Regions from separate parts of the Mus musculus genome. Here region 2 is linked to region 1. Evidence: chromatin loops called from intact Hi-C (ENCODE). Cell type or tissue: gastrocnemius. All regions are shown on one strand. Each heading gives the region's core, and the rest is flanking DNA. Links, peaks and the distances in the headings are about the cores only.

What was found. Hi-C counts contacts between places; a loop is a spot of excess contacts. Peaks named below come from ENCODE experiments on the same cell type or tissue, not always from the same donor. Only the 100,000 strongest peaks of a DNase experiment are listed, where the experiment ranks them.
Region 2: a loop joins it to region 1, with 5 times the contacts of the local background. A loop is called at or near these places in 5 of 42 quality-filtered maps.

The regions. Positions count from the first base shown.
Region 1 is chr5:4,388,914-4,393,241 of GRCm38, reverse strand. No RefSeq gene overlaps it. Among named protein-coding and RNA genes, the nearest start is that of Gm40261, 120 kb to the right of the region's middle. In gastrocnemius, for the core only: no CTCF peak of the experiment used is centred there; DNase peaks (open chromatin) are centred at 1,956 and 2,316.
Region 2 is chr5:4,159,611-4,163,938 of GRCm38, reverse strand. No RefSeq gene overlaps it. Among named protein-coding and RNA genes, the nearest start is that of Mterf1b, 31 kb to the left of the region's middle. In gastrocnemius, for the core only: no CTCF peak of the experiment used is centred there; a DNase peak (open chromatin) is centred at 2,181.

The DNA.
Region 1 (4,328 bases), core at 759-3,258:
ATGGAAACAGTGTCATCTGGATACAGCAGGGCAGCTGCACATATGAACTTGCAGTGCCTGGAGCAGCATGCACAAGACCTATGTGCAAACTTGAGTCAGACCAAATCCCACCAGAGATGGATGCTGGGAATGAGATCTGTCTTAGTCAGGGTTTCTATTCCTGCACAAACATCATGACCAAGAAGCAAGTTGGGGAGGAAAGGGTTTATTCGGCTCACACTTCCATACTGCTGTTCATCACCAAGGAAGTCAGGACTGGAACTCAAGCAGGTCAGGGAGCAGGAGCTGATGCAGAGGCCATGGAGGGATGTTCTTTACTGGCTTGCCTCCCCTGGCTTGCTCAGCCTGCTCTCTTATAGAACCCAAGACTACCAGCCCAGAGATGGTCCCACCCACAAGGGGCCTTTCCCCCTTGATCACTAATTGAGAAAATGCCTTATAGCTGGATCTCATGGAGGCATTTCCTCAACTGAAGCTCCTTTCTCTGTGATAGCTCAAGCTGTGTCAAGTTGACACAAAACTAGCCTGTACAAGATCCCAACCTTTGGTGAACAGCTATTAGCAACAGATAGCTGCTGGGAGAGGAAGAGTTGATTTTCTGGAGAGTATTGCCCCTGGTGTGTTCTCTATGCCCCAGTGAACGGCTGGCCACACGTCCAAGAATATACAAACAGTAAAATGGACTTGATAGGGAAGGAAATGGGAGATGAAGTTAGGAAGGAATAGAGGGTATCTGGGTGGAGTGGGAGGAGGGAGGTGAATATGTTCAAAGCACATTGCACAAACAACCTCTTTTTGAAAAATATCTTCAACAATGTCTGGTGAAGATCTTTTCTGCCACAATGAAGTGCCTTGGTGCTGATGATATTGATAGAACTGATCACAGGGTCTCCAGTGGAGGAGTTAGAGAAAGGACCAAAGGGGTTGAAGGGGTTTGTAACCCCAAAGGAAGAAAGAACAACAGTATCAACCAACCGGAGCTCATAGGGTCTAAACCCCCAACCAAGAACCCAACACATGGAAGGACCCATGGCTCCAGCCACATATGTAGCAGAGGATGGCCTTTTCAGGCATCAATGGGAGAAGAGGCCCTTGGTCCAGTGAAGGCTCAATGCCCCAGTGTAGGGAAATGCAATGGCAGGGAGATGGGAGTGGGTGGGTGGGTGAGAGAGCACCCTCATAAAAGCAGGAGGATGGGGGAATGGGATAGGGGACTTCTGGGGGGAAATGCAGGAAAGGGGATTACGTTTGAAATGTAAATAAATAAAATATCCAATAAAAAATTGATATATAAAAAAAAGAAAGAAAGAAAACTATTTTTAATAAGTGGTTTGTTTGTGAACATGCCTGACTTTAGACGCTCTCAATAATTTCCACAAATACAAAAGTGTACAGAAATGTTATGATAACTGAAAATACTTTACAAATATTTAAACATTGAATAAACTTCAAGATAGTTTTTAAAGTGTTGGAAAAATAAAGAAAAAGATCCTTGACAGAGCTTTGACTTCTGAGCAAGCATTCTGAAACATACCGAACTGCCTAGCTCACCTCACAGCTAATGGTTCAAGGTCATACTTTATGAATTATTTTCTAGAAAGTGTCTTAAACCCAAAGCAAAAGCAAAATCAGGCACATATAAAATTTCTTCCAATAGCCAGCCTCGTAGTTCCTGAACACTGGCACTTACGTCTTCTTCTACACGATAAGGAAGAGTTCACTCCAGCATCTAAGTTCACAGAAAGCATTGCTGGAGATATTAAGTTACCCCAGCACAGAATGTAAACTACCAATAAAATGCTACAGGGGAGGAGGAAGAGGAGCGTCCCCTTCTGCCCTGGGGAAACTGAAAAATGCTCTGGAGAGCAGGGCTGGTGGAGCTGGATGGGGAAGAGGACGCACACCAAGCTGTCCTCTGATGATAATGTAGCCTCCTGCTTATGGGCACATGCTGGCTGCAAGCCTACAGGGATAGCACATGCCAGCCAAGGCCCTGGAGTATCCAGTGTGCTCTGTGATTGTGCTTCTAAATATACATTAGTAGATCAGCACTCTGGCTGAGGTTTGGTTTTTTGGGGGGCTTTTTTGGGTTTTGTTTGTTTGTTTGTTGGTTTGTTTTGTTTTAATTCAGGATTTAAACTATCCATGTATGGCAGATGCATAGAAAGTGAGGTGAAAAATCACCGGGAAATGAGCCTTCTGTCTGCTGAGGGGGACGATGGCAGAAGAGCTGAGCAAACCCCACAGGTGTCTCCTGGCAATGGACTCCTGTGAAAGCCATGTTACACAGCACGTTTGCTCCCCACGCGAAGTGCCCCTCTCTCACTTTCCCCCTTGTTATAATCCCACACACAGACTAGCCAAAAGTCTGCTCCAAACATCTGTTGTCTTCAGCTCCTAGAATTAAGTCTGGAGGGAAGGATGCTCCCATTGTATCTTTCAATGAGTGGAGCTGTGTCCCAACACAATTGCTTATTGAACCCCAAACCACCAAAATTTTAAAACTGGGCCGAATTTGGATGCAAAGTCTAAGGTCATTAAGGTTAATTGAGGTCGTTAGGGACCTAATCCACTATGACTGGTATCAGCAGAGATTAATTAAGACATAGACAGCAAAGATAAGCGTATATGAGGTCTCAGTGAAAGAATGTCCATCTCAACATGGCCAAGAGAGAGACCTCAAAAGAAACAAGCCCTACTAATCCTTTGATAGAGTTAGTGCCTCCATACAAAGAAGAAGTAATCTTCTTTTGTTTAAGCCCCTGTGCAGTGACACTTTGTTCTGGAAACCCCAACAATCTAATATTCTCCCTTTTAGGTCCTTTCCCCACCATCTCAAATCAATCTTACAACCCAGAGAGCTTTGCACTACAACCCAGGCCACGCCTCCCCCAGCCCTGTGCTCATCACCACTCCAGCCACTCTGAGGGCTGAGGGCAGAGCATCCTATGCTCAGCACTGGCTGACCTTGCTATAGAAACAACGTTTGAGGCAAGAAGACCAGAAGTTATAATGCTCATTCAAACTGCATGACTCCTTGACACTGAGGTAAAGACTTTACACAACACAAGCTTAGTCAGTTATGATTATCTTGATTTCTGTACTGATTTTATACAAATTAATATTTTGCTGGATCAGTGAGGGCGTGAATGTCAGCCTGAAGTCCAGACTTGCAGAAAGGCACCACAAAGCAAGCACAACTCATAGGAGAACTCTTGTATCTCTCTACTTCATGATTCATTCTGAGTAGATAAGCTTGGTGAGGCCATTCCAGATTCTCAGTTTCAAAGTGTCCATGTGCCCAGGGGTCAGTTCTTTTGTAGGTGGATACAGTGTAAAATACTTGAGGCAGTTTGCAACCAGAAAAAGGATCAAATATGTTTCATAGTCACTCAACCTTTACTTGTCTCTAGTACATTTTTTGACCAGTCCCATCAGGGTTTTCTCCTGTTAAAATCACCACTTGGCATATTTATCTGTTCACTTTAGCTGCACAACCTTCCTCCACAGCAACACATAACCCCAATCTAGTCATGAGAAAAGCAGCAAATAAACCCTGCTCCTCTAGTTGAAGAGCATTTGACCCAGTCCTTGGCCAGTTCTTTGAATATTTTCAAGCTCATCAAAAACAAGGAATATTTGGAAAATTGTCCCAGCCCAGGTGACAAGATACTTTATAAAGCCCAACCACCTCCATTTCTGAGAGTGCACAAAGAGAACCGATAGCCTATGACAACTCTCCTCTTAGCAACAGCAAGTCAGTCTGCAACAGCAGGGTCAAAGTACACATAGATAACCTAAGACATCCTACAAAAATAGATAACCTAGCCATCCTGCTTGTCAGGTGGTTTTGTCCCAATGTTTGGTTCCTGCAGATTACAAAGGGAATGCAGTTTTTAAAATATTACCTTGCTGACACAAGCTTGCTGTAACCACAATAAATACCCTGCACCCTGAGACTAGAAACTCTCACCTCTGACCCTCTTGAAGATAATGGTGAGAGTCCTTGCTCTGGAACTCGTAGTAAAGATTCTTAAGTGTTTGCATCAGAAGTGGCCTTTGGGTTCCCTGAGACCTGAGGATAATAACCTAAGTGTCATACAGGTGGAAAATAAGGAAATCTAAATAAAGTCTGGGGTTTTAGTTTCTATTAAGGTTTTAATTACTTTTCTTTGTCTGTAACAACAACCATGGCCAAAACCAACTTAAGGAAGAGAGCTTATTTTGACTTACCATTCTAGAGAATAATAATCCAACATGGCGAGATAACCCAGCCTGATCTTTGCACAAGTCCCTTCCAGTCCACTCCAGCACCGCGGTCCCTTGCC
Region 2 (4,328 bases), core at 965-3,464, 230 kb after region 1:
ACAGACAAAGAAAAGTAATTAAAACCTTAATAGAAACTAAAACCCCAGACTTTATTTAGATTTCCTTATTTTCCACCTGTATGACACTTAGGTTATTATCCTCAGGTCTCAGGGAACCCAAAGGCCACTTCTGATGCAAACACTTAAGAATCTTTATTACGAGTTCCAGAGCAAGGACTCTCACCACTATCTTCAACGAGGGTCAGAGGTGAGAGTTTCTGGTCTCGGGGTGCAGGGTATTTATTGTGGTTGCAGCAAGCTTGTGTCAGCAAGGTAATATTTTAAAAACTGCATTCCCTTTGTAATCTGCAGGAACCAAACATGGGGACAAAACCACCTGACAAGCAGGATGGCTAGGTTATCCATTTTTGTAGGATGTCTTAGGTTATCTATGTGTACTTTGACCCTGCTGTTGCAGACTGACTTGCTGTTGCTAAGAGGAGAGTTGTCATAGGCTATCGGTTCTCTTTGTGCACTCTCAGAAATGGAGGTGGTTGGGCTTTATAAAGTATCTTGTCACCTGGGCTGGGACAATTTTCCAAATATTCCTTGTTTTTAATGAGCTTGAAAACATTCAAAGAACTGGCCAAGGACTGGGTCAAATGTTCTTCAACTAGAGGAGCAGGGTTTATTTCCTGCTTTCTCATGACTAGATTGGGGTTATGTGTTGCTGTGGGGGAAGGTTGTGCAGCTAAAGTGAACAGATAAATATGCCAAGTGGTGATTTTAACAGGAGAAAACCCTGATGGGACTGGTCAAAAAATGTACTAGAAACAAGTAAAGGTTGGGTGACTATGAAACCTATTTGATCCTTTTTCTGGTTGCAAACTGCCCCAAGTAGTTTACACTGTATCCACCTACAAAACAACTGACCCCTGGGCACATGGACACTTTGAAACTGAGAATCTGGAATGGCCTCACCAAGCTTATCTACTCAGAATGAATCATGAAGTAGAGAGATACAGGAGTTCTCCTATGAGTTGTTCTTGCTTTGTGGTGCCTTTCTGCAAGTCTGGTCTTCAGGGTGACATTCAGGCCCTCACTGATCCAGCAAAATATTGATTTGAATAAAATCAGTACAGAAATCAAGATAATCATAACTGACTAAGCCTGTGTTGTGTAAAGTCTTCACCTCAGTGTCAAGGAGTCGTGCAGTCTGAACGTGCATTATAACTTCTGGTCTTCTTGCCTCAAACGTTGTTTCTATAGCAAGGTCAGCCAGTGCTGAGCATAGGGAGCTCCGCCCTCAGCCCACAGAGTGGCTGGAATGATGATGAACGCAGGGCTGGGGGAGGCGTGGCCTGTGTTGTAGTGCAAAGCTCTCTGGGCTCTAAGATTGCTTTGAGATGGTGGGGAAAGGACCTAAAAGGAAGAATATTAGATTGTTGGGGTTTCCAGAACAAAGTGTTACTGCACAGGGGCTTAAACAAACGAAGATTACTTCCTCATAGTGTGGAGGCACTAGCTCTATCAAAGGATTAGCAGGGCTTGTTTCTTTTGAGGTCTCTCTCTTGACCATGTTGATGGACATTCTTTCACTGAGACCTCATATCCTCTTATCTTTGTTGTCTATGTCTTAATTAATCTCTGCTGATACCAGTCATATTGGATTAGGTCCCTAACGACCTCAATTAACCTTAATGACCTTAGGCTTTGCATCCAAATTCGACCCAGTTCTAAAAATATTGGTGGCTTGGGGTTCAATAAGCAATTTTGTGGGGATATAGCTCCACTCATTGAGAGATACAATGGGAGCATCCTTCCCTCCAAACTTAATTCTAGGAACTGAAGACAACAGATGTTTGGAGCAGACTTTTGGCTAGTCTGTGTGAGGGATTATAACAAGGGGGGAAGTGAGAGAGGGGGCACTTTGCGTGGGGAGCAAACGTCCTGTGTAACATGGCTTTCACAGGAGTCCATTGCCAGGAGACACCTGTGGGGTTTGCTCAGCTCTTCTGCCATCGTCCCCCTCAGCAGCCAGAAGGCTGATTTCCTGGTGATTTTTCACCTCACTTTCTATACATCTGCAATACATGGATAGTTTAAATTCTGAATTAAAAAACAAATCAAAACCAAACAAACCTCAGCCAGAGTGCTGATCTACTAATGTATATTTAGAAGCACAATCACAGAGCACACTGGATACTCCAGGGCCTTGGCTAGCATGTGCTATCCCTGTAGGCTTGCAGCCAGCATGTTTCCATAAGCAGGAGGCTACATTATCATCAGAGGACAGCTTGGTGTGCGTGGATTGACTCTAGAATGGAGTTCTCTGGTTTGGTGACCCTGTGCTTTTTATTCTAGGCCAAGCAGTGCTGAGCAGCATGGAGACCGAACCCCGACTTTCTGTCTTTCCCTCCATCTCTTCCCCATCCCAGCCCTGCTCTCCAGAGCATTTTTCAGTTTCCCCAGGGCAGAAGGGGACACTCCTCTTCCTCCTCCCCTGTAGCATTTTATTGGTATTTTACATTCTGTGCTGGGGTAACTTACTATCGTCAGCAATGCTTTCTGTGAACTTAGATATTGGCGTGAACTCTTCCTTATCGTGTAGAAGAAGACGTAAGTGCCAGTGTTCAGGAACTACGAGGCCGGCTATTGGAAGAAATTTTATATGTGCCTGCTTTTGCTTTTGCTTTTGCTTTGGGTTGAAGACACTTTCTAGAAAATAATTCATAAATTATAACCTTGAACCAATACCTATGAGGTGAGCTATGCGGGTCGGTATGTTTCAGAACGCTTGCCCAGAAGTCAAAGCTCTGCCAAGGATCTTTTTCTTTATTTTTCCAACACTTTAAAAACTATCTTGAAGTTTATTCAATGTTTAAATATTTGTGAAGTATTTTCAGTTATAATAACATTCCTGTACACTTGTGTATCTGTGGAAATTATTGAGAGCATCTAAAGTTAGGCATGAGCACAAACAAGCATTCATTAAAAATAGCTTTCATATCTGTTATCATCAACACCAAGGAACTGCATTGTGGCAGAAAAAGCACCTTGGCCAGTGCTGGCTCCCAGGGTCAATTTGCAGTTAAATGCACCTTTCACCAACCTGTTTGTCTTTGAGTTTGTCTTCTCTCTGTCCTCTTCTCTACTGCAGGCATCTGCACTCTCTGTAGAAGGCCCTCTCTTCCAGCTTTAATCTGCTTTTCTCCCTCCTTTAGCAACTCATTGTTCCCTAAATATGTGGTGCTTTCTTTTTGAAGAGCCCTACTCAGTCTCATCTTCCCGTGGAAAATTCTGTACTTCAAAATCTTCCTTCTCTTCTTCTGAGCACCTATTCCCTCTTCACAGATCTCCCTAGCAATTTCCATGTTAAAAATCTCACTCTCTTGGAAATAGTGTATAAAACCAAAAACAACACAATTAATAACTTTCCATACACATGCTTGTTTTGAGTAAACTCCTTATGGCATCATGTTCGAAAGCTGAGTACTTCTGGTGCTCCCCCTTCTCATAAACACACACAAGAAACTGTGTTAACTTTGTATCTGGCAAAGTTTTCTCATCCTTAGGAAGCTATTTCAAGGAACGTGTTTTGTATCTTGCAGTTCAGAATCTCCCAGGACTGGGTTCCTATGATGCTCTGTCACTAGTCATTGTAGCCTTTGGGAAGACCGTGCCTCACACATGAGTCATTAGCTCCTGGGCCTAGAGACCCAATCTGAAGAACCTTCTCCTATCTTATAATGTAATACATTCTGCAGCTTGCAGATTAACAAGTGACCTGACAGTGAGTTAAGGAGGTTTATCAGCATTTGTGCACCTGCTGCATTCACACTAAAAGACCTGACATCATTAAAACTCTCTGTGCTTGTGAGAACAAGGAGAGATACCCATAGGTGTAGAAAAGGACACGACTAGATGTGGGCTTCAGGCTCATCTTTGGGAAGATGCGCTCATCTGTCCAGCTGTGCCATGTCCAGCTGTGCCATGTCCAGCTGTGCCATGTTCAGCTGTGCAAACAGCAATGCCAAGTGAGCTGCAGTTAGCTGATCTAATATGTAGGCTGAGGACAGAGGCTGGGCTGTAGAGAAATGATGTGAATGCCAAATATACTGGAAGGCTACGAATGCTGCACAGAGCGGGGACAAGGGCTCCAGAGAGACTGAAGGGATTTCGCTTGACTGTCATGAAATGAGACTGTGTTTCCAGGGCCTTTGAGAAAGAGTTCTTTCACCAGTGACTTTTTGCCTTTTGAGGCCAGTGTTTTCTAGGATGAAAAACAATACAAAACATCAGTCTCTCCAAGAGCTCCACAGAGAAACAACAAGGGTTGCCACAGTTACCATTATCCTTTCAAGAAACCTCCAAACAACTAAACAGTG